Linked DNA regions of Mus musculus: regions 2, 3, 4, 5 and 6 are each linked to region 1. Evidence: chromatin loops called from intact Hi-C (ENCODE). Cell type or tissue: heart. All regions are shown on one strand.

Region 1 (5,000 bases):
GTTCACAGCCCTAAGACCAGAATTCTTACATCAACACCAACGCGGACACATACAATAACCTTTGTAAACAAATGTATAGTTATCTAAAAACCACACCATCAAGTGTTTTGACCATGGCATTCCTTGGGAGAAAATAAAATTGAAATATTACAAAACATCTTCTGTTGTTACAAATTTAACCTAGACCCTCTTCCCCCTCGGCAAGACAAGACTCCCTGGCTAGGTGGCCTGAGAACTCCATGCCCTTAAAGAGCACAGGTCTCAGCTCCCCATGGACAAGCATGGAGTTCTGGGTGTGCTGTGAGTTTCCACTCTCAGCCTTTACAAAGCTGGCAGGGGTGGGGAGCTGTGCTGGCTGGACCCCAACGGCACCATCAGAGTCACAGAAACAACGTTATGGCTGTTGGTCCTGTAGAGAAACTTCTTGCACTGAAGCTCTGTAAGGTTAGCCCAGAAGCTACCTTAAGGTTCAAAGACATTATACCATTCAGAGTGGGGTTCTGGTTTGCTTTTTAAGAAAGGGTTTCTCTGTGTAGCTCTGGCTGGACTGAAACTCACTATACAGATTAGACTGGTCTCTATCTCAAAGATCTATCTGTCCCTGCCTCCCAAGTGCTGGGATAAGAGGCATGTGCTACCATGCGTTGGCTCAGAGCAGCTTTTTAAAAACCACATTGATGTGGAGGAAAGCCCTCTACAGGAGCCCTACTAAACAGCTTCAAATTTCAATTTTCACTCTTAAACTTGAGCGGGATTTTGTGTGGCTTTTTTGTTTGTTTGTTTTTGTTTTGGGTCCACATCCCTTTCAATCCCGGCAGCCTTTCTGTAAAAGTTCACGCAGCTGTCTCTCTGGGTAGAGGAGTTTAAACTCCCCTGAATCGGAGAAAACGAAGTTAACTTCTGGCTAGGTGGCCTGCTAACTCCATGCCCTTAAAGAGCACCGGCCTTAGTTTCTCGGTCCCAAAATGGGCTGGCCTAACCAAGTTAATTGCTGAGTTCTGCGCCTTGAGCCTGGTGGAGCTGCTTACTTCGAAGCTAGGTTCTTTTCAGAGTCAACTGAGGTGCTGAGAAGAATCTCAGAGTCCAGTGATCCACGGGTTCCCAGGGGTCAGATACAGAGTCCCAGGGGACAAATGTGGGATCTAATTCCACGCTTCATACCAAATCGCCCAGACTCACCAGGGTCTCCACCTCGTCCCTCTCCAGCGCCTTGTACCGGTGGTTCTGGCCCAAGAAGGCCAGTTTCTGCAGAAACTTGAGGCGTCTCCCCATGGTGAACTGGTGTCCAGGCTGCTCCACAGCCGGCCGTGGGGCTGGTCGCAGTCCCTGCCCGCGTCCCTGGGGCCCTAGCGAGGCCGCGGCTGCTGCGCGCCCAGGCTTCCCGGGCGGCCAGGTTGCCGGGGAGCTGTCTACCTGGTCCCCAGGTGAGCTCCGCCCCTGGGCAGGGCCCAGCAGCTCCGCCCTCTGCACGCCTGGCCCGCCCCGCTGGCGCCAGGACCCCAAACTCCAAGGGTCAGCCGCAGCGGCTCAGGAAGGATCAGGAAGCCTCTGTGTGGTCTCAGAGCTCTGATTCTTGTCCAAACCTGCCAGAGCATAAGAATCGCCTGAAAGGGAGAAAGTCCTGAGTTAAAAGCCTTACCTGGGATAGAGCAGCTCGGGGCCAGTCAAATCATCTGGCCTCTCTGAGCCACCTGGTCGCATCTGTAACTGAAATAAGAGCAGAAAGCTGAGACAGCCTTACCTACACCTATGTAGATGCGCCTTTGGGAGTACGGAAACTGGGGGTGCCACAGCCACTTGTGGAAGATATGTTTACCTGTAGAGCACACTCCTCTCTTTCTAATGATCAGAACAGCACCCCCTGTCCCAGGAAAACTGGGGATCCAGGAAAACAGTGTGATCCGGAAGGGCTCAGCACAGAGCGTGTTTGCATCGGCAGCACACTGGTACCCTGTAACGCGGAGAGGGGTGTCCTACACTTCGGGCTGCCCAGTGCGTGCTCTGGAAAGCTACAAGGAAAACCCTCTACGGGAGCCCTACTAAGCCGCTTCAATTTTCAATTTCACTCTTAAACTTGAGCGGGATTTTTTATGGCTTTTTAGGTGGACCAGGGTCCCTAGCTCCACGGAGCAGAGGTGGCCCTGGAGAAGGCTGGGTCATGCCCCATCCTGGGTTTACTTTTGACCTCTGGCAGTTGATCAACTGACTGCATATTTGTTTGTTCGACTAACCTGTCCCCTTTGCGCAAATAGTTACCACGTGCCTCACTGGCTCCCCCAGGCGGTGGCCACTGCCGTCCTAGTCAACCTGACTGGACGCTTTAGTGGGCTTCATGTCCCCCCTGCATCTTTCTCTCTTAACAAAGCCAAAGCACTTCCATCATCCTGCCGCCCATCCCCCACCACGATGCCTGCTCCCGCTGTGAGGCCCCTCCCCCAGCAGGAGACTTCACCCCGCCCCCCACCCAATCCTAAAAAAAAGGAGGGAAACTGGACTTCCTCAGCTTTGCAGTCCAGGCCACGTCCTTCCAGACATGTGTGACCTTGGGTGACTTTACCCTCCTCTCTCCACCTCAGTTTACTCCTCCGTGAGGTGAGTTGGCATCCCAGAGGAAAACAGCACCAGAGAGCTGGTTTGAGAGACTGCCTCCAAAGATGTGGACATGGCAGGAAGACAGGACCTGAGAGAGCAATAGGATGAACTGCCTACTGTGCGTGGAGGGCCTGCAGGGTAGACACTGAGAGAGTAGAGACCCACTGTGTGCAAGTGGGGGGAGCTTCAGGAGCAGAAATAGCTCTGAGTATAAGCCAGGTGTCCCCTTGTGGGCTGAGTATAAGCCCACTGGTGTCCCCTCATGGGCTGAGTCTCTGAGAGAAGGGTAAAAACATATTCTGTGGGCGCAGAAGAGAAACTTCCAGAACAAATGCCAGGACCTGCTTGCTGTTTTTGCTGGTGCGTGCTTGTGCAGAGAGAAGTCTCTGCCACTGCCTGGCACGGGCACCTGAGCTCTCAGGAGAGTCTGTGGTTCTTGTGGAGAACACGTGGGAACTTGGCTCCGTTTTCTCCTGGGTCTTCTGCAGTTTGCCTCCTGTGATTCTAAGAAAGGATGCTCTGGTGAGGAGGAGCCTCTCACCTTCCCGGGGCATTGTTGATGGCACCAGATTCCGGCTGCAGCAGCAACGGGCTGGTTAGCTAACACCTCCCCTGCGCAGCTCAGGCTCCTGGATTCCATCACCACAGCCGTGCTCCTGCTGGATGTGTGGAAGTTGGAATTTGTGGGCAGGCATGAGAATGAGCAGAATGTGAGAGGGGACACTGTGTGGTAGATGTCACGGGACACTCCCCCAAATGAAGCAGATCATGGAAAGATCAGCACGGCGACTGGAGGTGACTGGGTGGGCACACTCAGGCTTGGGAGACTAAGGTTTGCATTGTGATGAGAAAACGTAGCTGGCGGACACGCTTCTGCTAGATTTTTATTTCTGAACCCTGATCGCTGCCCTGCAGGCCACGTTCCCAGGCCTTCTCCATGCATAGCACTGTGAGCTGCGTGCGAAGTGTGCTGTTTGTAAGCTAACTCTAAGTTTGGACTTTCTGGTCCCGGGCTTTCTATTGGCAGCCATTTGATTGGACATGGAGAGAGGGGCTTTGACATTCCTTCCTTTCTGCCCCTCTGAGTCCACTCTCCCCACATTAGTGTGCCCTGCTGGCCTCTCCCCACCTCTCTCCTGCTTGATGCTGGCTTTTTGAGGCGAATACTCTCTGCCTTTCATCTTTACCTTGATCTGGAGTAAGCTGGGCTCCTGTGCAGATGTCCTCAGCATCTCTTCTTGTCTTGTCATCTGACATACCACAGTCACCCCTACAGACTCCAAGGGTGTTGATTCTTCCTTTGACAGGTTCTATTTCATGTCTTTCTTCATCTTGGAAGACTCTAGAACTCACTTTAAGGAATGTCCTCAGACAAAACAGCCACCCCACCTGGGAGCCCCTGGGGTGTGCAGTTTGGAGCTGGCCCTGACAGCTGAGCCAAGGGCGGGGCCTAGTCAGAAGCATGTAGCCTTTCTTGAAATGTCTGCTCTGGACACCTTGAGCAACCAGTGAGGTCACCCTGGTCAACTCCCTTCACTCTCTCCTTGAAAGTGGAGTCCTTTCATTCTCTGTGAATTCGCCCCCAAAGAATGCATCTTAAAAAGCAGGCTTCACACAGTCTCAAGGCACCTGCAATTTATTTGGTCATAAACTGCACTCCCAGGAGGTGTCCTTCTCAAAGAAGGCGCATTGCACACAGGTACCCTCTTTGAAGAGGAATTCTGGAGACACATTTTTAAGTGGTAGAAACAAGCAGGAAGTGACACATTCTTGTACAAACAGTTGCGTGTTAGCAACACACACAAAATAGTACAACCACGGGAGTAGGTGTGGTAGCACTGGAGAGTTAGAGGCCAGTCTTGAGCTACAGTGTGAGACCCTGATTCTTCCCTACTTCAGTTAACCTAGATAATCCCTCATAGAGAGGCCCAAAACTTTGTTTCCATGGTGACTGTAAACCCTAGCATATTAAACATCACATCAGAGGGTGGGTCCTTATCTGCAGTGAAGATCTTCATAGCTGCACTGTCTGTAAGCCTCCAGGAGTAAATTCAGCCCGGGTGACGGGGTCCTTGCTGTGATGTGTTCACTAGAGAAGGGCTTAAGCCAATAGAAAGTCTATTAGCTGGCTGATGGCTACCCAATGTAACATTGAGCCTTTCTCGGGGCGAGATTTTTTTTTCTTTAAAAAAAAAGAAAGATTTATTTATTATTATATGTAAGTACACTGTAGCTGTCTTCAGACACACCAGAAGAGGGTATCAGATCCCATTACAGATGGTTGTGAGCCACCATGTGGTTGCTGGAATTTGAACTCAGGACCTCCGGAAAAGCAGTCAGTGCTCTTAACTGCTGAGCCATCTCTCCAGCCCCTCGGGGTGAGATTTTAAGCACAAAAACCATGTTCT
Region 2 (5,000 bases), 81 kb before region 1:
TTACATTCCACACTGCCTTCGAACTTTTCACATAGACAAGGATGACTCTGACCATCCCTCCTCTATGCTCACAGTATCAGGAGCTGGGTTCTCCTGAGATGCTCTCATCTCTAGGTCCTTGTCTTAGGGTGTTACTGCTGTGAACAGACACCACAATCAAGGCGACTCCTATAAGGACAACATTTAATTATAGCTGGCTCACACGTTCAGATTTCAGTCCATTATCATCAAGGTGGGAGCATGGCAGCATCCAGGCAGGCATGGTGCAGGAGGAGCTGAGAGTTCTACATCTTCATCTGAGGGCTGCTAGCAGAAGACTGGCTTCCAGGCAGCTAGGATGAGGGTCTTAAAGCCCATGCCCACAGTGACACACACACTCCAGCAAGGCCACATCCACTCCAACAAGGCCACACCCACTCCAAGGCCACTCCTCCTCCAGCAAGGCCACACCCCCTCCAGCAAGGCCACACCCACTCCAAACAAGGCCACACCTCCCAATAGTGCCACTCCTAGGGCTGAGCATATGCAAACACTCACACTCCTGGACTCAGTCCCATCCACAGAGGTCGTTGGCTATGGGAGGTGACATGCATATAGGAGCTAGGGATTAAGGCAGAGCCATCTTTGAGAGCATGCAACTTTGCTCTGTCTGAGCCTGGCCCAGGTCTCCCTCTGCCTCTGACCTCATGGTCTGCTTTGGTCCCCTCCTGCTGGCCTTATGCTCCCAGATTCCACATGGCTGGTGGCTTCCCATTGAAGCCAATGGGCTCTCACTATTTGGCTCCTACTGCAAAGGTCCCTTCATGGACTAACTCTAGGCAGCAGGCGTGCCTGTCTCACTTTGAGCAGTTGGTCACATCCTGATGGCTAGGTGCTGGCACCTGCTGAGGGGACAGAGGCAGGGCTGACAGGTGCCTTTATGGGAAATAGATAAGAAAGTACAGCCAGACCAAACAGTCACAGAGGTAATGGAGACGCAGAAGACAGCTCAGGGGTCACGGAATGGGAAGGTCTGACTGAGGCAGTGTGAGACTGTTTGGCTCAAGGGGGGAGCTGGGCAAGGAAAGGCTGAGGAGTTCCAGGCAGTAGCTGAGGCTGACTGTCATGAAGGGAGGAGGGCAGCCCTGGCTGACATTAGAAATTTGATAGCAGGTGAGTTTGAAAAAAAGGGGGAGGGGCATCTTATGAACCTCAGAAGGAAGCCTTGAGAGTCTTTCAGGGAGGGTTGTCATGGTGACAGTTTTGTTAGGGTGGCTCTGGCCACTAGACACAGAGTTAGGATGGCAGCCGGCCAGGCAGGGTGGTCCAGTGGGCAGAGCAGTAAGACATATGCAGGCAGCGGCCAGGAATGAGGGTGCAGGGAAAGAGACCTCTCCCTACAGTTTTCACACCTGGCTCTGATACCTTGAGTTGTGATCCTTGTCCTACGTAGCAGAATTCTCCTGCCAGGGCTCTGCCCAGCAGAAAGATGTCCGTGCTGGGTTACCTGCTTCAGAGTGGGAGAATCCCAGGACTGAGCCATTCTCAGATGCCTTTCTCAGAGGTTCCTGACACTTCGAGTGAGTCCCCTACTCACCGCGGGGAGATCTCACAGGACCTCTAGAAGCAAGGCTGAACAACGCCTGTCATCCCAGCACCCGGGAGGTGGTGGCAGGACTTAAAGTTTGGAGACACCTCATCTCAGAACAACAGCAAACACTGAAAAACCACAGGGTCAGGCTCAGTGGGTAAAATAGCTTGCCACCAAGTCTGATGACATGAGTTCAATCCCAGGCACCCACAAGGTGGAAGGAGAGATTCAACTCCCACGAGCTGTCCTCTGACATACATGCTGTGGCATATGATGTGACAGTAGCTACGAGCTCCAAAAATCCAAACCCACAGAGCATTCCCTTCTCTGGAAATGACTGCCAACCCACCATGTCATGTTACAATGGAAAGAGCCCTCAGTTTGGCACCAGGACTGCCTCTGTCCCAGCTGTGTGTTCCTGGGAAAATCACTTAACCGCTCTGAACCCTAACTCAGCATAGGGCCCTGGCTTCCCATTATGAAAGGCCTGGAAAGGTGGTTGAGCCGTGACAGGGAAAGTAGCATGCTTGGATGAACTCTCAACCCTAGACATCCAATTGGATCTTTATAACCTAACTGGTTTCTTGCTAGAAGCCCCTGAACCTCAGCTCCTCTCCATGTCACTCGCCCAACCTGCAGCATATATCCACAGCCACACCTCCGTCCTACCCTCTCCCCTTAGTTTATACATGCCAGGTGGGAACTGAATGAAGGAGTAGGCACTAAGGGGAGGAAAGGAGCCTGACACATTTTCATATGTCACAGACTGGTGACCCATGATGCCCTGGAGGACTCAAAGGCTGTCCTGGCTGCCTCAGCCTCACTCCTCCATGATGGCCCTTGTAGCCCAACTTCAGCTCGAGGCTCTGCCCACTGACTGGTCGTTTTCCTAGGGGCTCATAGGAGGGTGGTGGTGGGGGATCAAGTCAATTCAAGGTGTCTTGGTGTTAAGATGGCCGTGGAATGTTGGGAACAAACGCTAGGTGGAGCTTGGCTGAGCGAAAGGCAGATGGCTTCTGGTGGACATGTGACTTCAATCCACTAGGGGGAGCTAGCTGCCCGTTTTCTTTTGCTGTCTCTCTTCTACTCGCCTTTTCAAAACTTCCACTCTCTGTATCCCAGGCTGGCCTGGAACTCACTGTGTAGACCAGGCTGGCCACAAACTTGCAGCAATGCCCCTGTCTAAGCCTCTTGAAGTGCTGAGATTACAGGTGTATGCCACTACACTCAGCCGGGCTGGTGTCACAATAATTAAATAATAATACTAATAATACTAATAATAATGTGTGGTGTTTTGCTTTATGTGCACCGTGTGTGCAATGTCTCTGGAGGCCAGAAGAGGGCGTCGGATCCCCTGGAACTGGAGTTACAAGCAGGCCTGAGCTGAAGTGTGGGTTCACCTGTGTCCTCTGTTAGAGCAGCAAGTGTTCTTAAGGACTCTGCCACCTCTCCGGCCTCTGGTGTCATTTTTCCAGCTACAATTTCAGACAGCAGCTTCTGTTACTTTGGGGGGTTGGGAGGAGTTCCTCTGTGCCACTCGGACGGTGGGGTTTGCAGGCAGCGACAGTGGGTTCGTCTCTGCTGAGAATTCTGGGACCTACCTCTGTTGTGTCTGTCTCCGACACCAGAAAAGGCCCGGTAGGGCTGATAGCAAGCTATCCCACTCCTGGGGACAAGACCGGCCGGCATCTGCTTCTGTGTGTCAAGTGCTCTATTGGCTAACGCAATGGACTTCAGGAGGTAAGGAGGTCAGATTTTCCACCCTAGTTCTGGGGGGCGAGTCCCAGCTCAGGCCTTCTGTTCACAGTGCCCCTGTTCCCAGCCTCCCACATTGCTCCCTTCTATCCGCTCCCTGCATTTAAACCCCCTGATCCGCTTCCAGCCCTTCAGCAGCTTCCTAGCACCTCCTAAAGCCCAAGTTCTCCTTCAGCCTTTGCAGAACCTGAGCAACTGTCAACCATCCCCAAGTGTTCCGCTGTTACAGGCTCAGTTCTTCGATCCCAGGCTCCGCCCACTCCCCGTGAACTACAATCCCATTGGTTAAGATCTGACTCGGGCTCCACCTCTCAGTAGCCCTTTTCCAATTGGTGCTCATGACCGTCCGTCAGCGCCGTTGCTAGGGAAAGGGCTGGGCGACCCGGGCAACCTTGCTGCCCAGGACGTACCGGAAGGAGCTCGGTCCCTGTAGACCAAGGCTGGTGAGCCGGAGGGAGGGAGCCCGGGCGAGGCTGGGCATAGCTCAAGGAAGGAAGGAAGACCTTCGGGGTGGCCTGAGCAGCCCCCAAGGAAGCTACTGTCTCAGGCTACTGTCAGAGAAGCAGAGAGTGCCTGGGATGGGGTGAAGCTGGGCTCTGAAGGGATCCGTGGGCCTGCCTTGTTTTCCGAGACGAACCCAATAGAGTTCCTTCAGAGGCAAGCTCAAAACCAATTTAGGGGGAGGCGAGGAAGGTGCCCTGGCCTGCACTCCTGAGGGGGGCTGGGACAGATGGAGGGCTGCCAGCTGCAGACCCAGTAGGCTCCAGGACTTGGACATGGGCTTGGTGTGGCTGTTCTGATGGGGTGTTGACCCCAGGAACCAGACAGTGTGTCACGATCTCTTGGAGGCCCCATGGGAAATTGTCCGAGGCACACTCCAGCCTGCCACCAGGAGCTTGGGGCTGCAAAGAGCTGGCTCGCCACATTCTTCGTGACACAAGGAGCCCTTTTTATTCTCCAGGGTCCATCTGTGTTTGTCTTTGGTTTCTGGAAAGCAGAACCAGGTGGCGATGTTAAACGATTCACCCAAGCTTATTAAAGCACGGCAAGCTAAACTCCTTTTAAGACCATGGGTTAGTGACTTGGTGATGGGACTTCACTGTTGGGGAGAGGGCCCCCTCCCGAAATGGATCACCTGGTTGGGGGGAGGAGGAAGGACGTGTTTAGCTATTAGGGGCAGTAGAGTGTTGAGGATAGACTGTTGCGGAGACTGGAATGTTCAAGGAAGCTCACTGGTGGGTTCAGGAGACTTGGATCTGGTCGGGCAAAGGCTTCCCCTTGATTGTGCCCAGGTGGGAAAGCCCATTGTTATACAAAAACTGTCTGGAATGGCCACCTGTGTATGGATTGAGACTGTAGAGCTCATAGGCCCTGTGTGGAGAATGGTCAGGGCTGTGGGTGACCTTTAAAGGGTCTCTCCACATCCCCCCCACCCCCCCACCCCCGCTTTCTGATAAGAAAAATGGCTTTGATCCTTGGCAAGTGTCTCTTTTGGGTCACAAGGCTGATACTCACTGCTACAAGTGACCTTACAGTCACTGAAAGATGTCTTCACCTAAGAAAGGTGGACATAGTTGCCAGGGGAAAGCTACCCCATGGACCAAGGTGTCCCCATGGAGGACAGAACCTGCCCCTGACACATGCAAGACCTTTCTCCGGGAAGCTGACAGATTGC
Region 3 (5,000 bases), 50 kb before region 1:
ATTGCCCCCGACTCCTGCAACGCCTGTGTGAAGAGCAGGCGGTGGAGGCTCACACGTGGCCCAAGGGCACTCTTAGACCTTTTCTGGCGTCCTCCCTGTTGTACCATGGGGCAGCAGACCACCTATCCTCCAGAAGCCGGGGCTAACTGGCCTAGTCACAGTGGCTCTACTGCAGGAGCATGGCCCTGAACTACTCAGCTCAGTTACTTTATCTACAAAGCAAATGACAGTCACCATCCTGGCCTCACGGGCTGCCGTGAGACCCCAACTAGGACAACACAGGTGGCTCGTCAAAGGCACTGTTAGCAGTAAACTAAGCCAATATTGTTGGGGCTAGCAAGATGCCTCATCAAGCAAAGCAGCTTTGTCACCAGTCTTGATGCCCCAAGTGTGATTCCCAGGACCCACATGGTCAGTAGGAGAGAATGGACTTCAACGGGTTGTCATGTGATTTACACACACGTGCACTGGGGCGCATGTGTACCCACATTCATATATATAAACCTCTCTCTTTCTCTCTCTCTCTGAATAGCATCTTTCTATGTAGCTCAGGCTATCTTGGCTCTCATGATCCTCCTGCCTCTGCCTTCTGGATACTGGGATGACAGCCATGAGCCACTATAAATTCTTTAGCACTAAAACCTAAACAACCCAGACCCCCCCCCCCAAACATCCCCCAAAGGACACAATGCAGCTACCAGAGAGCTGAGCAAACTTCCAGGAACAGATGTGGGGCAAGGCCTGAGACTCACAGGCTTCTGGCTGACAAAGAAAAACCAGGCCAGCTCCGTGTGGGCCACCTGAATATTTTCTTTTTACAGCATGTAGCTCCCCCTGCCTTTTCCAGTGTCTGTGGTCAGTGGACCCTGGCTTTCCCACAACCACCTTTATAGGGCCCACTCCTGCTTTAGCTGTGAAGTACCTATCCCAGGAGAGATGGTGCTTCCCAGCATCCTTGGTAGCTAAACACGTGATGGCAAATCCTGCCCTATAAGTGGGGATGGGTCCATGGGATACATGCAGCTGCCTAGAACCGAGAGAAGAAAGCTACAGCCAAGGCCAGCTGAGTAGCCTGCCCCTTGGATCAATCCTGTTGCTTGGCCAGCTGAGAGCCTGCCACCCCGGATGGTCCCACCCTGGACGGCCCGCCCCTGTCATTTGGCCCAGTTACCTTTATGATTTTAACCTTGTGCTTTGGGCTGGTCCTGAAGAACACAGACACCTGGCATAGGGAGTCAAAGAGCCATCAGTGGACATGGGCGATGGAGGACCCCCTCCATCCCTGCCCTGTCTCCCCCCGGGGGGAACCCACCTGCCTCACTCGGGCTGCTAGTGCACCCTGCTCCGTGCCTTCCACCTCCTCCCCGGACATAGCTTTCAGTTTCTCGTTGCACAGGCCGATGGTTCTTCCTTTGAGAGAGTCAGGGCTGAGGAGTGGCTCCCGGGCCTGAACGGTGGCCCTGACCCTCCCGGCATTTGACACAAACTGACTTTAGCCCGTCTTCACTATGTCTGACATAACCACGGTGAACCTACGTTTATACCCACGACAAGGAAGCTATGCAAGAATTGGCTTCCCTGAGGCCACACTTCTGGGAAGTGGTTATTACTGGCACCTGACATGACCAACCCCGATACTTTGGCCTGTGACTTCACAGCACCAGACCTTAGTGGGACAGAATCAACATGACTGCCCCAAACCATAATGATGGGAGGAGGCAGAGGAGGCCTGCTGGCCCACTGCTGATGAAGAGACTCAAGCATCAGATGGTCCTATGGCTTGTCAAAGATGCCCAGCCAATGGAGGAAGCCAGACTGGAACTACACGGTGTGGGATGTCACTTGTGCATTGACATCACAGCTGCAAAGCCTCTAAATACATAGTAGGTCCACCGTTTACATGTAGACTTTTCCCCTTTCGGACACAAGGCGGAGCAGGGAACACTGGGCACGAGGCCCCTTCCCTCCCTGCCCCTCACCCTGGTTACCTATGGCCAAGGCGGTCTCCAGAGCATCCCCTGTCACCATCTTAACCGACACACCAGACTCAGAGAGGACCTGGACCGCTTCCTTCACACCAGCCCTTGGTGGGTCGATGATGCCCACGAGACCCAGGAATGTCAGTCTCCCCAGCTCAGGTCCAGACGCCAGGGCCAGCACTGAGAGAGAAAGAAGGACAGCTTGGTGGGAGCTGGGGAGCATCTTTTGTCCCTAGCAAGCCCTACTGTGTCTCTTGGGGCAACACAGGCGCTCTAGACAGGGAAGGATGGGTGTGGACAACAACCTAGGTCACACAAGGCAGATTGTCCAGCTGCAGCCCCTGGGAGCTGTGGAACAGGCATCCGGGACAAAACCTTGCCTGCCACGGGTTCGGCGCTCACCCATCTGTCCCCGAGTAGGGAGGTGGAGGTATTGGGTAGGGTTAGTTCACTGCCTCTCCTGCCCTCATGAAATACAAGTATTACAGAGTGTTTTCAGATTTTTTTCTCCATCAAGGGACAGGGCAGCAAATGGCACGGGGGTTTTAACACCAGCCTGATGGGGAAGACATTGACCATGTAGCCAAGGAAACCTCAAAGTGGCCATGGAAATGACCGGTCTTCCTTCGTCAGAGTTCTAGGTTCTTGTGGCAGAAGGCAGGAAGTGAGAGAGTGCCAGAAATTAGTTCACCGTACAAACTTCCTATGCCCTAGAGAACATGCAAGCGATGCTCCCAGGACACAAGCCACGCCTGGATCAGCTGGGGTCCTGGGTGACTAGACGGTCCATCCTGACTGTGAAGGTTCACACTGGGCCTTGCTGTCAGCCCGCCCCTGCACTACAGGCAAACTCCAAGCCCCAGTGAGCACGAGAGGGAGACATGACACCAACCCCGCAGGCCAAGCGAGCCCATCTTCTTCTCTTCCTGCTGGCAGTAGGACTTCTGCTGGGGTGTCAGAGGCAGGGGGATGCCCCCATTGTTATACATGCTGCAGTGATGGATCACTTCCTCAAAGGCCCCCTTCATGAAGTAAATGTCTTCCCCATCCTTGAAAAGAAAAGGGAAAAGAATCCACCCACTGTCACTGGGTGCTTCCTGCTGCATAGACAGCTGCCTCATACTAGAGCCTTTACCAGAACCCCCAAAACACATAGGGCCCCGGGTCTACACCTGGACTTTACAATGCAGGCTAGGAGGAGCCTGAGACCAATACATTGTGGCTGGATCAGGGTCCCCATTGTGACCACCATGGGTCAGAATGCCCAGTTCATGACTGTCATCTTTCTGTTTAGAAGTTCCTGGAAGGTGTAGGGCATCACCCCCCACCCCCAAAACGCCCCTTCCCCTTGTGCCTTATTTTGGTTTGAGGGGAGAATGGCATCACAGGCACAGTGTGCTCCTGTCAGACACTGTGGCAGGAGGTCCCCGAGTTCCAGGCTCGTCTGGGCCCCTTCGTGAGACTTGTCTCAACAAAAGCTAAGCTTACCTCGCTCTTCGGGCCGCACCTGACTGCCATCCACTTCTGCTCTGAGCTGAAGGGAATTTCCTTTTTCCGTACATAGGAATCTTTGATGCTGCCTAAGTTCATCTGGGGTGCAAGAGGGGATGCTATCAGGGAGTCATCCAGAGCCAGGCTGCATGCTAAGCTTTGTCTGTGTGAACCAGCGTTCCAACGACAGAATCCCAGGCAGTAGCTATGGGAAGGAAGGCTGCCTGCCTGCTTTCAGAGGTCTCACCCGGGGAAAACAATTTCTTTTTCTCTGGTCCCAGAACTAAGCCTTTGCTTCAGCTCCTTTAGAAACTTCTGGGGAACAAAGACATTTGGGAAGGTGTGGCCTGGGGCCTGCAGGGCCATCACTGTGTGGTCTTTGGGGCCTGTTGTTCACCAGGTCAAACTCAGTTTTCCAAAGTAAATTGGTGTTAGCTGCATATCTCATACACTAGAGATAGTGTTTGGAAGGGGAAGAATTTCCAAAATTCCAGTAACAGTGGTAGACATGGGGGTGATTTGGGGAAAGAGGCAGCCACGAAGACCCTGGTCCCCTACTGACACTGGGCCTCACATTGTAGTCCTGGCTAGCCTGGGACTTGCTCTATAGACCAGGCTGGCCTTTTACTCACAGAGATCTGCCCAGCTCTTTTCCTCAGTGTTGGGATTAAAGGCATATGCCACCATACCTGGAACGAGTTCCCCACCCCCTCAAAGCACAGATATGCCTGCAGCCCCCATAGCAGTGAGCGATGCTGTCCTCTGAGAAGGGCAGCCATCAGCATCTTCATCAAAGAAGTGTCACTCATCCCAAGAGACCCTCAAGATGGGACCTGTTGACATTGCCTCAGGAAGAGGGGTAGGGCAGGCCTCTGACCCTTACCTACTCATCTGGAATTCTAGCTACCTCCTCAACCCCACCCCAGATGCAGAGGGGACATGCTAGACTATGTAAGGGGCAGAAGGTTCCCTGCAGGGGCCATACCAGATCAGGGGTGGGCTCTACCTCTGAAGCTCAGAGGATGTCACACTCATGTTGGAGTGGGCTTTGCAGGGGCGTGGCTGTTTGGGGGGTCACCATGCTACTTAGAACAAACCCAATGAACTCAATTAGTGTTGGAGTGTGGCTCAGTCAGCCGCAACGCCCTGGGTTCTGTTCTCAACACCTAACACTAAGTAATGAAATTGTGAAGGTGATGTAAGAGAGGGGTGGACAGATGTCTAGGCCTGGGGAGGTGGCTTTGCAGGTGAGAGGCCTTGCTGTGCCAACATGAGGACGTGAGTTCAAATCCCCAGCACCCGTGTGTGCTAGTCAGTGTTCTCTATAGGAACAGAACTGTTAGAATCAGTATAATGACATGAAAAAGGAAGAAAAGAAAACACAAATATCTGCTTAATATATGTGTGTATATGCACACACACATTCTTAACAGAGCACGGCAGAACATATGACCCTTGTTTCTATATCTGGTTATGTGACCTTAGCTGGTATTTAGAACTACCTCCTGCTGTGACCCATTCTGTATTTCC
Region 4 (5,000 bases), 230 kb before region 1:
TCCTATAACCAAGTAAGTAGAAAATACTCTTTTATTATGCAAAAGCGCTGTTGGCGGGAAGAGTAACAAGGAGACCACCCTGAGGCTACTGAGCTGTGTCTACTAAAACCATGGCAAACCCTGAAGACAAAGCTGTCCTCTCCCGTTGTGCACACATGTCCTGGGCCACAAGCTGACAGTGGACAGAAGACAAAGCTGTCCTCTCCCGTAGTGCACACATGTCCTGGGCCACAAGCTGACAGTGGGCCGCCGTCACGTCACGGTGGAAACACTGAGATCCCACACAGTCCAGAGTTTTCTCATGAAATGCTTTCTAACTCAGCCTCTTACCAACTGCAACATTAGCCAATTGCTCACAGTATGAGAAAGCTTATATTAACATCACTCACAGAACAGTGTGTGAGAAGGAAACAGAAGACCCACAGTATGAATGGTGAACACCAGACTAAACTCAAATCACTTATTAAAAACTTCAACTGGTGTGTTTAGTGGCAGAATCGATGTATATAGCAACCAGGAGGTTTTAAAAACTAAGAAACTAAATGCTGACGTCTTACTTCCACAGAATTCCATCCCATAAATATGTTACTCAACGTATAGTTAACATCCTCAAGGAGCAGGGGTGTGGTTAGTTGTAAAGCACACGCGGGCCTGACATCTATGGGAAGTTTCTAAATCCCATTAAGAGAACTATGGTGACAGACAGGGATGGATACAGTGAAGCCAATGAAACTCAGAGACACCAGAGAGACCACACCTCCCTCTCAAGGGAAGCAACACTCAGAAAGCCTTTTGGGTCCTCTTAGGGATAAGAACTAACTAACTAACTAACTAACTAACTACTAACAATGTAGGAAAGATATCTATGGATGAGAATTAAATCAGTGTGACTTGTTAAAGTTATGGGTGTCTCTGACCTGCCTGATGTGGGTGCTGGGAGCTAAACCCACCAGAGCAGCAAGGGTTCTAACCACTGAACCATCTCTCCAGCTCAGAAATGTTCACTTACATTTCACTTGGAAACACACTTTCTAATTTGTTCACATACAATCCATTTTTTTTTAAAAGAAATGGTTAATTCAGAAAGGGCTAAATCTTGGAAATGTGCAGTCTGACTGCAGAACCCAGGCTCCCTCCTGGAGGGAGAATCAGGTGACAATCTCTCCTGGACTTTTCACTTGGTTCCTTATTTGGTGTCACTTGAAAAAGTCTGCCAGAGTGCTTTTCTTGCAAATAATTCATACCAGGACATGGTGGCCTTTGCCTTTAATCCAGGCACTGAAGAGGAAGATGGGTATCAGATTATCTAAGTTCAAGGCCACCTAAGAGGGCCTGTTAAAGACAGACAAACTGCTGATCAAAGAGCCCACCCCCGCACACACATGATGCGAAATAAAAATGCACATATTTGTTCAAAAGCTCTGGACTCATGACCTAGCCGGGTCTGACAGAGCTCTGGTAGTGTTGTTAGTAGGGTGTACTATTTTAGAATTTTTCTTTTTAAATCATGTTTTATTCAAGAAACTGACTAGGAGCTGGAAACATGGCTCAATGACTAAGAGAAGATACTCCTGAAGTTCAATTCCCTATGTCTGTGTGATGTCACACAACTGTCTGACTGTCTCTATCACATTACATTCTTCAGGCCGCCATGGGCACCAGGCATGCACCTGTTACACAGACATACATGCAGGCAAGACAGAAACTAAGTATAGGATGGCAGTATAGCGCTTGGGAAGCAGAGGCAGGTGGATCTCTTGAGTTTGAGGTCAGCCTGGTCCACAGAGTGACTTCCTGTACAGCCAGGGATGTGTAGAGACCACATCTCAAAATTCAAAATACAAAAGGGAAACTGTGTGGGTATAAAGAACAGAATTCACAGGTCATGCGTAAATCCACTGCTGCACAGGCACCACTGTGTGTGTGGTGAAGACCTCAGTTATATCCTGCTGAGAATCCATCAAAGGACACAGTAGGGCCTGTTAACTGGAGCTATGCCACACCAAACATCATCTGGTGACTGACAAGGAGACAGCAGGGCTGCTTGCAACTCCATCCTGACTCCTCCCTTCCCACTGGTTCCTGTGCATCAGTGAATCCCATCAAGACGCACACAGCACATCCCCCTGCCATGAGATCTATTTTCATGAGGTATTTCAGTGAGCCATTACACCAACATATACAACGTCTTGCTTCGGTTTTGTAGCTGAAGCCAGCAGGCGAGGTTCTAACATCGGTGCACTGGATACGCTAGTTCCAGGCAATCCAATGCCTTCTTATGGCCTCCAAGGGTACACATGTTGGCAAAAACACTGTGTGTGTGTGTGTGTGTGTGTGTGTGTGTGTGTGTGTGTGTAAATAAAATAAATATGAAAAAAACACTTAGAACTTCCCGGGATGATTCATGGACCATGTTAAGCGCAGATATCACATGCCATCCCTTTTAAAGGCTTTACAGCCATGCACACCATTGAGAGATCACTCTAGAGATGGCTCAGCAGTTGAGAGCACTGGTTGCTTTTCCAGACGACTGGAGGTCAACTGCCAGCAACCCCAAGGTGGCTCACAAGCATCCGTAACTCCAGTCCCAGGGGGTTCTACTTCTGATTCCTGAAGAGCACGTGGTCCATAGACACTTGTGCAGGCAAAATACCCACATAATAAGTTAACTAAATTAAAAATACTGGGTCGTTCTGAAAAGGCCTTACCATTATCACAGAGTGCTTCCTATCGGACACATTTTAACAGTTTACATTTCTAGGAAGGTAAAAAGGGAAATTACAATATGCTGATAAACTGCAAAAGGCAGAGAAAGCTCCTGGGAGTGGAAGACAGGATTTACAAATTTAAGAAAAGACAGGGAAGAAAGACCAAGACAAGACATTCTGCTCAAAAATCTTCTCTTCCCAGGGAAGGCGGAGAGGTGACCCAGGCTCACTGCAGAGTGCAGACCAGTATCACAGGACACTTGAAGACTGCCATCTGTGTGACACTAGGGGGCACTGGAGAACAGCATTCCTCAGTCTCTAAGCTTCCAAAGGGGCTACTGAAACTCAACGGAGGGTGTGTTGGCTGACCTAAATTAACGCTCTTTACCTTTTGAAAAGGTCCCTGGTAATATGAGGTGGCTCTGAAACAAGTAATCAGCTAACCCTTTGCTCTTTTCAGTAGTTCTCAGTATCAAGGGAGATGACCAAACCGGACAGTTACCCACTGCAGTGCACAGCTAGGCAAGCAGCCTCTCTACCTGGGAGGTCAGGGCCATCATGTGAGGCAACAGAGGCTGTGAGGGAGCAAAGCCTCTCTGCAGAGGACGAGCTCACCCGCCAAAGCTCCAGATTTCTCACCAACTACAAGAGCTCCTGGGCCTGACTAGGAGTAGGAAGCCATGGGTAGGACTGGGGAGGTGGGGGTGGGAAGATGGGGGTGCCTGGCATTGATGAGGCTCTATGCTGTGCCCCAAGCATGGCAAACACAAAACAACACAAGCAAAACACAAGCATAAACAAGAAAAGAGAGAAACATGGACATGCACACATCACACCAATACCTACCTGCTCAACACTCTAAACCTTAATCGAAAAAAGGCCAGCACTGAAAAGGGGAAGTAAGCCAGGCACTGTGGCACACCTTTAATCCCAGCACTTGAGAGACAGAGGCAGGCAGCAGGTCTCTGAGTCAGAGGTCAGTCTGGTCTACAGAGTGAGTTCCAGGGCAGCCAGGGCTACACAGAGAAACCCTGTCTCAAAACAAACAAATATTGGGATGGGACCTAGAAAGATGGTTCAATGGTTAAGAACACTGATTCTTCCAAAGGACCCAGTTCAATTCCCAGCACCCATATGACAGCTCACATCATCTATATTAACTCCAAAGCTGGGGCTTCTGACACCCTCACACAGACATACATGCAGTCAAAGCAACAATGAACATAAAATAAAAATGATTTACAAATTGTATTTAAAAAGTCTACTAGAAGCTGGGTGTGGTGGCACACGCCTTTAATCTTAGCAGAGGCAGGAAGATTTCTGAGTTAGAGGCCAGCCTCGTCTACAAAGTGAGTTCCAGAACAGCCAGGGCTATCCAGAGAAACCCTGTCTCAAAAAAAAAAAGGTCTGCTAGACAGTGGTGGTGCACATGCACACTCAGGAGGCAGAAGGTGGCTCTGAGTTTGAGGCCATTGTAGTCTACAGAGGGAGCTCTAGGACAGCCCAAGGCTAGACAGGAAAAAAGTCTCAAAAAGAAAAAAGGGGAAGATGCTAAAGCCTACACTAACCAAGAAACCACTTACAATTGGTAGCTGCTGGGGAAGAGGCAGTCACTTTCCCCAGAGTGTCTGTCACTGGGTCCACCAACTACTCAACCCCGTGCCTAGGCAGACTTGGTCAGCACAGAACAAGTTCTGTGACTGGTTTGCTTGTTTGTGGTTTTTGTCTTAGTTTTTTTGTTGGGGGGTTGAGGGGGAGAGAACATGATGTTGGATAGGCAGGGAGGTGGAGAGAATCTGGGAAGAGAAAAACATCAAAATAGAGTGTATGAGGAAAAAAACAAAAACAAACCATAAAAAAGTCAGAGAGTAAGGTAAGGCCAACTGCCTGCAGCTCCGCTCACATGGGACGCACAAGCTTCCCAGGGTGCGGGGAGGGGGACAGTGTCACCACTGTCCCACACAGGGCGGTAGTAATAAGCCTCAGACTGAGTTGTACCCAAAGGAAATGCATTGGGTTGCTACACATTTCAAGGTCGATGCTAACTGGCTTCAGTAACAGCCACACTAGACAAATCACACTCTGGAGAGAGTGGTGTGATAGCTTGGGGGACACCTGAAGGTGACACTGCAAGCCGGGAGTTTCACTGATGTCACAATTCCCCCAAGTGAACTGGTGAGACTGAGGATAACGTGAGCAGATACTGAAGACTCAGGACATCAACCCTCAATGGCTGTCACAAGGCAAGCTAACTGCAGGCTGGTGAATGTTACAAAGGGCAGGAGCTACTTC
Region 5 (5,000 bases), 140 kb before region 1:
CTCAGGTCTGACCATCCTGCAGCTGGCTGAGCCCCCAATATCATAGCATCCTAGGAGTCATCTCACCATGCCCCTCTTTAGATGTTATGATAATGTGCCGGCAGCAGGTGGGACTCTGCCACGTCGGATTCTACTAGATCTATGTAAAGGATTCCTCAAAGACAGGCTTCAAAGCAAATGGCAAGGAGACTTCCCACAGCTGCATAAAATCTGCGAAAAAGGAATATGGTCCTTGCCTGAAGTGTAGAGAGCTGTATCTTCAAAGTGAAGCCATGTGGGCACCTGCTACAGGGGTTGAAATCAACCTCATTTCAAAAGAAAAACTAAACAAAACAAAAACAAAACACCTGTCTTGTTCATGGTTGGTGATGCCAATAAATGGACATATGGTTTCCTCTCCAAAAAAAAAAAAGAAATTACACTTTAAAAAAATTTTGTGTGTGTGTGGGAGGAGGGGCACATTTCAGGGAGAACACAAATTATTTATTTTATTTCAAAGTTATCTGAAATGGGCCTGCCAGATGGCTCAGCCAGTAAGGGGGCTTGCTGCCAAGCCTGAAGACCTGAGTTTGATCCCCAGGACCCACACGGTGGAAGAAGAGATCTGACTCCCACAGTTGTCCTCTGACCTCCACATATGCACCCTGGAGCATGCCCACGTGCCTTCCACCCATGCACCCATAAAATAAACATGTCAAATGTCATGAAAAGACTCTGAGGTAGGCTTGGGGCTGACGCCTGCCCAGCCCTTACCAATACGCAACCTTAACCTTTGTGCAACCCTTGGGCTTCCACCCTGGGCTTCGTCGGAGTGGAACATAAGTAACATTGCCAACAGCCAAGAGCCCCAAGACTGTACTTTCAGTTCCCACTTAGGCAGCTTAATCCTTCCGACATTCCTGAGAGCCTCTTTGTAAAGCGTTGACAATTGGTGAGATCAGCTCAGGTTATAAATAGCCCTGCCTATAAATATCTCTTCCCAGGGAGGCACCTGTCTCCAGGTGCAGCATTTGCCTGGGGAGGGAGAGTCGGGTGTATGCTATGCCAAGGTGGGGCTGGGGGGGGGGGAGTCGGGTGTATGCTTTGCCGAGGGAGGGAGAATTGGATGTATGCTATGCCGGGGGTGGGGGTGGGGTGAGGGGGGGTGTTGGGGAAGTCGGGTGTGTGCTATGCGACCTGGCAGGTCAGCAGAGGAGAAACTTTTTTTCTTTCAATTTTTAGCTTCAAGGAAAATGAGTCTGTCAGGTTTCTGCAGGGGTGCAAATACAGCAGTGGATTACAATGGATGTTGCTGGTTTGTTTTTAAAGTTTTGTTTGTTTGTTTTATTTATGTATGAGTGTGTGTGTCTACATGAGTTTGTGAATACCATGTGTGCAGATGTCTCTAGACGCCAGAGGGGGGCCGGAAACCCTAACACTGGAGTTACAAAGGATTGCTTACCGTAAAATGGGTGCTGGGGATTGTACAGGGATCCTCTGAAAGAACAACCAGTGCTCTTAACCACTGAGCCATCTCTCCAGCCCTTGGTTCTTGTTTTTGTCTCGAGACAGAGTCTCAGGTAGCCCAGGCTGGCCTTAAACTGGCTGTGTAGCCAAGGATGACCCTGGACTCCTGATCCTCCATTCTCTGCCTCTTGGGGACTAGATTTTTGAGCCTGATTTTTGTCAGAAGATCTTACTCTGTAGCTCTCTGGCTGTCCTGGAACTTATTCTGTAGATTCAGCTGACCTGAAATATATGTCTCCTGCCTCTTTTTCTGGGGTCCTGTGGTTACAGGTGCAGGTCACCACACCCAGCCAGATTACTTTGTGTGTTGTGAAATTCTATGGATTCCAACTGAGGTCAAGGATTAGAGCCCAGCACATCTTGTATGTAGTTGTTTTATTGATGTTTCCTTAGCTGAGCAGACAGATGGGGTTTGTACTAATTAGAATTACGGTTCCCTGGCAAACAAACCTTTTACATGTTCATCCCAGTAGAGGGCGCCCTCAGCAAGGAGCAGAAAGAACAGTTGCCGCCCCAGGGAGTTAATTCCGTTTACTCACTTAGGTGATTGACACCATGGTGCCTAGAAGGTAGAGCTAGAAGCTGTAAGGTTGACTTCATTTTATTGATAGTAATTCCTTCCTTCCTTCCTTCCTTCCTTCCTTCCTTCCTTCCTTCCTTCCTTTTTTTCTTCCTTCCTTTCCTTTGTTTTTGAGGTAGGCAGGATTTTGCTATGTAGGTTTAGCCAACCTTGGCTGGCCTACAATTCAGAGATCAGTCTGCCTTCTCTGTCTTGGGATTAAAGTCTATGTACCACCATTCTTGGGTCTTTGGTAGTAATGTCTTAAGAATAAACAATATATTTGCTAGGCAGTGGTGGTGCACGCCTTTAATCCCAGCGCTTGGGAGGCAGAGGCAGGTGGATTTCTGAGTTTGAGGCCAGCCTGGTCTACAGAGTGAGTTCTAGGACAGCCAGGGCTACACAGAGAAACACTGTCTTAAAAACAAAAACAAAAACAAAAACAAAACAAAACCCCCCAAACCAAACCAAACCAACTAATCAAGGAAACAAGCAACAGGGGCTGGAGAGATGGTTCAGTGGTTAAAGCCCTTGCTGCTTTTCAAGAGGACCCAAGTTCAGTTCTCGGTACCCAGGTCAGGCAGCTCACAGTCCCCGGCAACTTCAGTTCCAGGGGGTCTGATGCCCTTCTCTGGAACCTTTTCATGTCTCTAAGGTCATCTGAAGGCCTGGCCTGGTGGCACACACCTGTACTCCCTGCATTTGGGAGGTGGAGGCTGGACCAACAGTTCAGGGTTATTCTCTGCTTCATAGTAAATTGGAAGCCTGCTTGGGCTACATGAGACCCTTTCTCAAAAAACAAACAAACAAACAAACAAACACAAAAACAAAACACACACACACACACACACACACACACACACACACACGAAGGGGAAAATAACCTAATCATCAAGGTGTTTGCCATGGAAGCATGAGGTCCTGATCTGAACCCCTGAACTCACATTTAAGAAATAATGCCACACAGTGGCTCTGCTTATTATAATCCCTGCACTGGGGAGGTTGGAGAGCAGTTGCAGCCCTGGGGTTGAATGGCCTGCCAGACTTGGTAAGCTCCAGGCCAGTGAGAGACCCTGACTGACAAGACAAGACAAGGTGAAAAGCATCTGAGGTCCTCTGCTTCACAAGGTCATAAGGGAGGGACACACACAGATAGCCACTGAACCTGGCCGGTCACACATGTCTTTGCGATTTGAGTGGAAAAAAGTTTTCATGGGGTTTTGTTTTTGTTTGTTTTTTTTTTTTTTTTCATTTTGAGGAAAGTAGTATTTTTTTCTTGGCAGCTTTGCCCCAATTGTGTGTGTGTGTGTGTGTGTAGTTTGTATTGAGATAATTTCATGTAGCACAGGCTGGCTTCAGTTATCTATGCATCTCAGGATGACCCTGAATTTCTTGATTCTCTTGCAGACAGCTCCCAAGTACTAGGATAATGGGTGTCTATCACTATGCTTCTTATTTATTCGAATATATGTATGTGGGGTGTGTGTGTATGCATGTGTATGTGTACACATGTGTGTGTATGTGTGCATGTATAAAAGAGTGTGGTTATATGTGTGTATTAAAGATTGTAGTGTGTGTGTATGCATGTGTGTGTGTGTGTGTGTGTGTGTGTGTGTGTGCGTGTGCAGATGCCTACAGAGGTTAGAGGAGGACATCAGATTCCCCTGGAGCTGTAATTACAGACATGGGTACTGAGAAAGAATCTAAAGTCCTCTAGCAGAGGATAAACCATCTCTCCTAATCTGAGACAGGGTCTTATTTTGTAGCCCAGGCAGGCCTGGAAACCAGTATGCAGCCCAGCCTGGTTGTCAATGTATAACCCTTCTTTTTTAACCTCTTGAGTTCTGAGCTGCCTGGTGAGGTACTGTGTCAAGACTTTTTCTTTTTTTTTTTTAAGGTGAGGTACTGAGAGAGAGAACCTGGGACCTCACAGATGCTGGCTCTTTGGGCCACACCTTCAGGCCTAAGGGTTTTCCTATCCCTTATACATGTTCCAGATCTTTTCAGTTTCTGTCTATGATCCGTTTTAGTCAATAGCAAACCAACAGTGACCTCTTTTGATGCCCGCCCTGGTTTCTGTACATCATTTCAGTTAAGGCTGAAGGCACCTGCTGAGGCTCCCTGAGGCTCGTCTTACCACGGGGAGAGAGCAGTCCTCTTGATAAGGTTTCAGAGCTTGCCCTATGGCTCGGGGCTGAGAATTACAAGCAGTTCTAGAGCTGGGCCTCCAGGGCCAGCCTTTCACCTGCCGGTAGGACAGATGGTAGAGGAGTAGTGAATGAATGACCCAGTAAGGGGGTTAAGGATGCCGCCCCATCCCGCCCCAGCACCCCACGTGACTGCAGATAGCCAGGCTACAAAGTCAACAGTGATTCTCTTTCCAAATGAAATGCTTCCTTCTTTCCACTTCTTCCCTTTCCAAATCCAAAGAGCAAACAAACACTGGGTTAGGGGCGCCAGCCTTGGCCAGCCTGGCTCATCTGAGTGCTGACTTAAGTTATTCTTCTGAAGGAGGGGGAGGGGTGGAGAGCTCTGCAGCCCAGCTCACTGGTAGAGGGAACGAGGGAGGAAGAGAGAATAAGAAGATTCGAGGGAAGATGCAGAGGAGAAGGAGGAAGGAGGCCTTAGGGAGGAGGGAAAAGGGGCTTGGGGTGGGATAAATAGGAGAGATGAGAAGGCGAACAAGGTAGAGGCTGAAAGAAGAGGAGAACAACGGCGTAAGGGAAGGAGAGGAATGGAGGGAAGGAGAGAGGGAAGGAGGAAGGAGAGCGAGATCGGAGAACACAGAAGGTGGTGGAAGAAGCGAGGGGCTGGGGCCCACGGAGTGGGGAGGGAAGAAGGCGGAGGAAGGGAAGACGAGGAGGAAGGGCCCCCCTCCAGCCCTCCGCGGAGTTGCGCAATCCGCACAGACTGGGATTGGCCGCCGGATGTGCGA
Region 6 (5,000 bases), 160 kb before region 1:
GAGGGGTAGGAAGACACCAACCAGCCTGTGCAGAGGCCTGAAGGAGGAACTGAAGCTGCTGTGTGCGTAGTGAATGAACATTCCAACTCCAGCATGTTACCACCGAGGTTGCTCACCCGCTGGTAGTGCCCACAGCCTGGCATGGCTCCCTACAATGTTTCTCTTTCTGTTAGGCAATAAAAGACTAAGGTTTGAGGACTCGGGACCTCAAGGTTGCCACCCTTGAACTCTCTCCCAGCTGAGCAGGTTGTCATCAGTAGCCCAGATCCCCCATCACAGCCGTTTACAACCTGGAGAAAATCCCTCACAGACTGCTGTGACATAAGGACAGCAAAAGCACTCGCTAGAACCTTCCTTCACTAACAACCCCTCTCCTCCCCTGTGGAACCTAAAGCCAGGGTAACCTTGACCTTGCATACACTTTACATTCTGGAATCTGGCATTAGTCTTTGGGGGATCAAACTCTTAAGCTTCTAGCCGTGCTATTCAGAGTGGCTGCCATCAGCCACCGGTGGCTATTTCTAATGTCAGCTTTAATTAGTTAAGGCTTATCTAAAATTATAAATTCAGATTCCCACGCAGTAGCCACGTTTTAAGTCCTCAGTAGCCACATGTGGCTAGTAGCTGTCATATGGGACAGTGCAGAATCCAGGGCGCTTCTGTCCTTCCAGAAAGTTCTATATGGCATGATGCCCTAAAGTAGCCCTCAGCAGCTGCCTTACTTGGAGCAAGTTACTTACTGTTCTACAATCTAGGTTTCCTCATCTGCAAAATGGAAATTCAACTACTCCTCAGCAAACATTTAACTAAGTGCCTGCATGGCTAGGTAGTATTTTAGAGCCTGGGGTACAACATCAAATGACACAGGTATAAAAAAGCCTCAGTGGACAGACCTTTTAGAGGATGGACTGTGGCATCCACCTCTGAGGGGTAATTTAAGGATAGAAACAGACATGAATAGCACTGGGCCATACCCATATCCGCAGCAGGTTGTGTGTGTGTGTGTGTGTGTGTGTGTGTGTGTGTGAGAGAGAGAGAGAGAGAGAGAGAGAGAGAGAGAGAGCTCATTGGTTAAGAGCACTGACTACTCTTCCAGAGGTCCTGAGTTCAATTCCCAGCAACCACACGGTGGCTCACAACCATCTGTAGTGGGATTGTATGCCCTCTTTTGTTGTGTCTGAAGACAACTACAGTGTACTCACATACATAAAATAAATTAAGTGGGGGGGGGCAAGAAGACATGAACACATGCTAGTACAGTTGATGTGCTTAATAAATGCTACCGCTATTATTATTTGGCTTAAGAGGCCCAAGCCAGCCTGGAATTCAGTCCTTTTGCCTCAGGCTCTAAAGGAATGAGATTACAGGTGTTTGTTACTCTGCTTAGCTGAGCTGCTACTTGCTAATAATTTCCTACTGTTTTTGCCACTCTGGACAGTAAGTATGTAATACCCAGGTTTCCACTTCCTAGTCTGCTTCCATGGCAGACATTGCTAATTGATCATTGCACTACCTCCCCCCCCCCCCCACTTCTGAGGTAGCAAAGGGACTCTTGGAACTGAGCATCAGGCTGTACTGACACATACTCCCCAGGGCTCTCAACAGGCCCTGTGAACTTCACCTCTGCTCTCCTACCCCAAAGTTCCTGCCCTGCATAATCCCGGAGGCTGAGATCTCTTACGTTCTAACTGTAGAGTTAAAGCTTTCTTCTTGTCCCTCTTTAGAAGAAGCAAGCATGCGGCTCATACCTCCTCAGCTGCTTAGCTGCTCCTCTGCTGGTTCTAGTCCAGTCACTGGCTCTTGGCTGGCTTGTTGGGGGTGGGACTCTGGCTGCTTTCTCTTCAGGTGTTGTGGAATCAGAGGTGGTCTTCTCTCTTCTTCCGGAAAGAATGGACCATGCCTCAGCTGGGCAATAAGTATTGGGCAAAAATGGCTGAATGCTGTCAGCCTTGTATCTCAAGTGGCCGGGAGACAGATGCTGAGCACTGTTGCAATCGGAGGAGATAAGGAAGGACAGAGCTGGCCCTGCTCCCTGGGAACTGAGGGAGGCAAGAGCACAGGGTTCTGAGGAGCCTGCCTCCTGCAGGAGGAGCTGCCCATCTACATCCTGACCCCTTGAAATGCCTGGCCTGGCTCCTCTTCTCCCCCATGGCCTGGGCCAACTCCGCAGGCTGTCCTGGCTGAACCTCCGGGCATCTAGTTCTGTTGGTTACTTATCCAGTTACTTATTCAGTATACCAGGCCTTAATGACCATGGCATAAAGTCAGGTTGGCTCTATTTAAATCTCGTTCTGCCACTTGGCAGCTAGCTGTGTGGCTTTGGGCCAGTTACAGAGAAAATATTTTTTCTGAGGTAGGGCTCTCTAGCTCAGTCTGTCTTCCACCTTGCCATTTGACTAAGACAGTCTTGATATGCTCTACCTGTTTCCACCTCCTCAGTTCTGGGCATACAGGGGGTGTTCCATTACTTCTGGTTTCTCGGTAGTGGGCATGAAGCCCAAGGCTTCATGTATGTTAGAGGTAAGCTATAGCCTGGGGGCAGTGGGGAGTCCAGCTTAGCTCAGTGGTGAGTGTCCAGAGCGCAGAGGGACCTTCTGTGGCACAGCTCATTAACAATGGCTTGCCTCCATAGTGATTCTTTTTTTTTTTTTTTAAAGATTTATTTATTTATTATATGTAAGTACACTGTAGCTGTCTTCAGACACTCCAGAAGAGGGCGTCAGATCTCGTTACGGATGGTTGTGAGCCACCATGTGGTTGCTGGGATTTGAACCTTCGGACCTTCGGAAGAGCAGTCGGGCGCTCTTACCCACTGAGCCATCTCACCAGCCCCATAGTGATTCTTGATGACAAAGACAGTCCTTGCTTGTCCAAACTGTTCATTCCTGAGGAAGATGGTGCATATAACTTACTCAGGGTGGACCAGAGATTAAATAGCTTTTGCAGGAAGAAATGCTTCTGGGAAGGGAAGCTTATTAGCTGAACCCTCATGGTGGCCCATCTAGATACCTTATTAGCGTGAAGAATTCTGGGCTCTACACTATCTGACTAGGTGTCACGGTGGTCACTTGCATGCTCCAGGACAGGGACCAGGTAGAGAGCAAATTCAAATGCCCACTGTTCTTCTCAATCATGAGAATTGCCGTGGCTTCTCAATCTGCTCGACCTTCCCAGTTTTCTGTCTGCTGGCATGGTTCCACTTGTCCCACACACGACTGTAGGAAAAATGACACAGAGAAGCAGACAAACTAGAGTTCAACAGGCTGCGTGCGACTGCTTTATCAGAACAGCGAGGGGCCCTGACCCTCTCCCGGGATGAAGTTGAACACAGCAGGAGAAGGGTGGGTTGGTTTTTGTTTGTTTGTTTGTTTTTGTTTTTGAGACAGGGTTTCTCTGTGTAGCCCTGGCTGTCCTGGAACTCACTCTGTAGACCAGGCTGGCCTCAAACTCAGAAATCTGCCTGCCTCTGCCTCCCAAGTGCTGGGATTAAAGGCGTGTGCCACCACTGCCCAGCTGGGTGGGTTGTTTTTGATACCCTGGTATACAGTTTCTGTAGCCATTCTTTATAGCTAGGGACTATTGCTCAGGACAACCTGACTTAACTCCTCATCATCTGGGGCTGTTACTCAACAATAGTGAGACTCTGTTTCTAAACAAACAAACAATCACAGCGCCAACTTTGAAGGTTCCAGGCTCATTTCCCACAACCCACAGCAGGCTAGAGGCCGCTGTCCAAGCCCTAGCCGATCCTGGGTTGAAGCCATGCACCTGCCTCTTCTTTTCACAAGTCTCTGACTTATTTAGAACAAAGGAGAATGGCCTCCTGCCCTCACAGCCTGGGTGGCCTCAGCCCTTTCAGGCCTCCTGCAGTCTTAGCTGAGCTCAGGCGACCTGGGGGCCTTTCCTATTGCTCCACTCCTTTGGCGACAGGCTGAGGCTGGCCTCTGGTGGAAGCACCTTTTTGCTGGGAACAATGAGTCTGACCCCCTCTCCCCCACCCCTTCATTCCTTCACCCGAGCCCTCCCTGAGCGGGGGTTGGGGGGTTGGGGGGCTGGGGGGGGGCTGGGATTTTAGGGCTCAAGTTCAGTTAATCTGGAAAGTGCAAGAAACACTGACTGGGCTGTGTGGGGCTGGTGACAGGGAAGGAAAAGTATCCTAAGTGCTCAAGTCAAGCCGTCACCACTGAGGGACACGGACAACTTGGGTTGTCCCCAACCCACCCAACTTTATCTGCATTCGAAGGCCCTGCCTCAGTTTCTACTGCCCAGATTAGGGCAACCAGAGCTGCCAGAGAGGAAGCTACCACTGTGGTTTAGTCACATGACCCAGCTTTAACCAATCATAGCAACCGAGCCCTAGACTAGCGTGGGCTTAGTTAGAAGAGGACCTTAGATTCCCAGGGACTGGAGTTACAGTGTTGGGTTCGGGATGGAAGCCGAGAAAACTCACTCACTTCAGAGACAGAAGCTTAAAAATAGAAGTTTCACTTTCTGGGCGCTCAGGGAGGTGGCCAGTTAGGCCCCTCCCCGAATTGCGTCCCCAAAGGGAGACTGTACAACATTTTTATAGGATGGAAAAGCAAAGCAAGGGGGATCAGGGTGGGATGTTGCATTGGCCCATCGTATTTTGAAACAAGGTTTAAACAAGGAAGTTAACATTGGTGACTTATCCGGGTCACCTGGTTTCAGGGTCCTGATTCAGCTTTTGTGTTCAGGTCCCCTCCTGGATGCGGCCCTGGAATTTGGAATGGTGAGGGAACAAGGAGAGGGCAAGCCGCACACAGTCAATTAAGTCAAGATGAGCAGCACGCGTACGACTCGTGTGCCTTAGCGTGGATAACGGAACGGCAGCATCTTCCCTGTTGACAGCCTTCCTTCACTGGTTAACAGACCAACTGGAAGCATCTGAAAGAACAGGATACGAGTTGGGTTCCTGGGCCTGGGAACTTGAACTCAGCTTTGACCTGCCAGCAAGGAGGAGCTCGGTCTTGAGATGGGTG

Evidence for each region. A loop is a pair of places that touch in the nucleus more often than their neighbours do. Peaks named below come from ENCODE experiments on the same cell type or tissue, not always from the same donor. Only the 100,000 strongest peaks of a DNase experiment are listed, where the experiment ranks them.
Region 2: a loop joins it to region 1, with 6 times the contacts of the local background. A loop is called at or near these places in 36 of 42 quality-filtered maps.
Region 3: it touches region 1 in a loop (2.2-fold over the local background); 16 of 42 quality-filtered maps call a loop at or near these places.
Region 4: it touches region 1 in a loop (4-fold over the local background); 14 of 42 quality-filtered maps call a loop at or near these places.
Region 5: it touches region 1 in a loop (4-fold over the local background); 24 of 42 quality-filtered maps call a loop at or near these places.
Region 6: it touches region 1 in a loop (2.9-fold over the local background); 24 of 42 quality-filtered maps call a loop at or near these places.

What each region holds. Positions count from the first base shown.
Region 1 is chr8:119,696,437-119,701,436 of GRCm38, reverse strand. It overlaps Atp2c2 (ATPase, Ca++ transporting, type 2C, member 2), which reads right to left and starts at 1,428. Exons shown (of 27, transcript NM_026922.1): 1 at 1,180-1,428. The coding sequence starts at 1,272. In heart, a CTCF peak has its summit at 2,278; a DNase peak (open chromatin) is centred at 2,286; H3K4me3 peaks cover 1,508 bases; H3K27ac peaks cover 1,633 bases; H3K27me3 peaks cover 3,889 bases.
Region 2 is chr8:119,777,128-119,782,127 of GRCm38, reverse strand. Meak7 (MTOR associated protein, eak-7 homolog) reads left to right here and starts at 3,712. Exons shown (of 8, transcript NM_028883.2): 1 at 3,712-3,768. In heart, a CTCF peak has its summit at 2,580 (motif pointing right); DNase peaks (open chromatin) are centred at 427, 2,597 and 3,667; H3K4me3 peaks cover 1,854 bases; H3K27ac peaks cover 1,945 bases; H3K27me3 peaks cover 790 bases.
Region 3 is chr8:119,746,183-119,751,182 of GRCm38, reverse strand. Atp2c2 (ATPase, Ca++ transporting, type 2C, member 2) reads right to left here. Exons shown (of 27, transcript NM_026922.1): 16 at 3,468-3,569; 17 at 2,872-3,028; 18 at 1,989-2,159; 19 at 1,313-1,410; 20 at 1,172-1,222; 21 at 1-23. Among named protein-coding and RNA genes, the nearest start is that of Meak7, 30 kb to the left of the region's middle. In heart, no CTCF peak of the experiment used is centred here; a DNase peak (open chromatin) is centred at 2,731.
Region 4 is chr8:119,925,893-119,930,892 of GRCm38, reverse strand. The region is part of intron 1 of Usp10 (ubiquitin specific peptidase 10); the gene reads right to left. Among named protein-coding and RNA genes, the nearest start is that of Usp10, 18 kb to the right of the region's middle. In heart, CTCF peaks have their summits at 2,987 (motif pointing right) and 4,187; no DNase peak of the experiment used is centred here; H3K27ac peaks cover 168 bases.
Region 5 is chr8:119,840,630-119,845,629 of GRCm38, reverse strand. No RefSeq gene overlaps it. Among named protein-coding and RNA genes, the nearest start is that of Cotl1, 2.6 kb to the right of the region's middle. In heart, a CTCF peak has its summit at 1,973 (motif pointing right); DNase peaks (open chromatin) are centred at 779 and 4,329; H3K4me3 peaks cover 897 bases; H3K27ac peaks cover 1,166 bases; H3K27me3 peaks cover 235 bases.
Region 6 is chr8:119,853,019-119,858,018 of GRCm38, reverse strand. No RefSeq gene overlaps it. Among named protein-coding and RNA genes, the nearest start is that of Klhl36, 6.8 kb to the left of the region's middle. In heart, a CTCF peak has its summit at 2,077; a DNase peak (open chromatin) is centred at 48; H3K27me3 peaks cover 448 bases.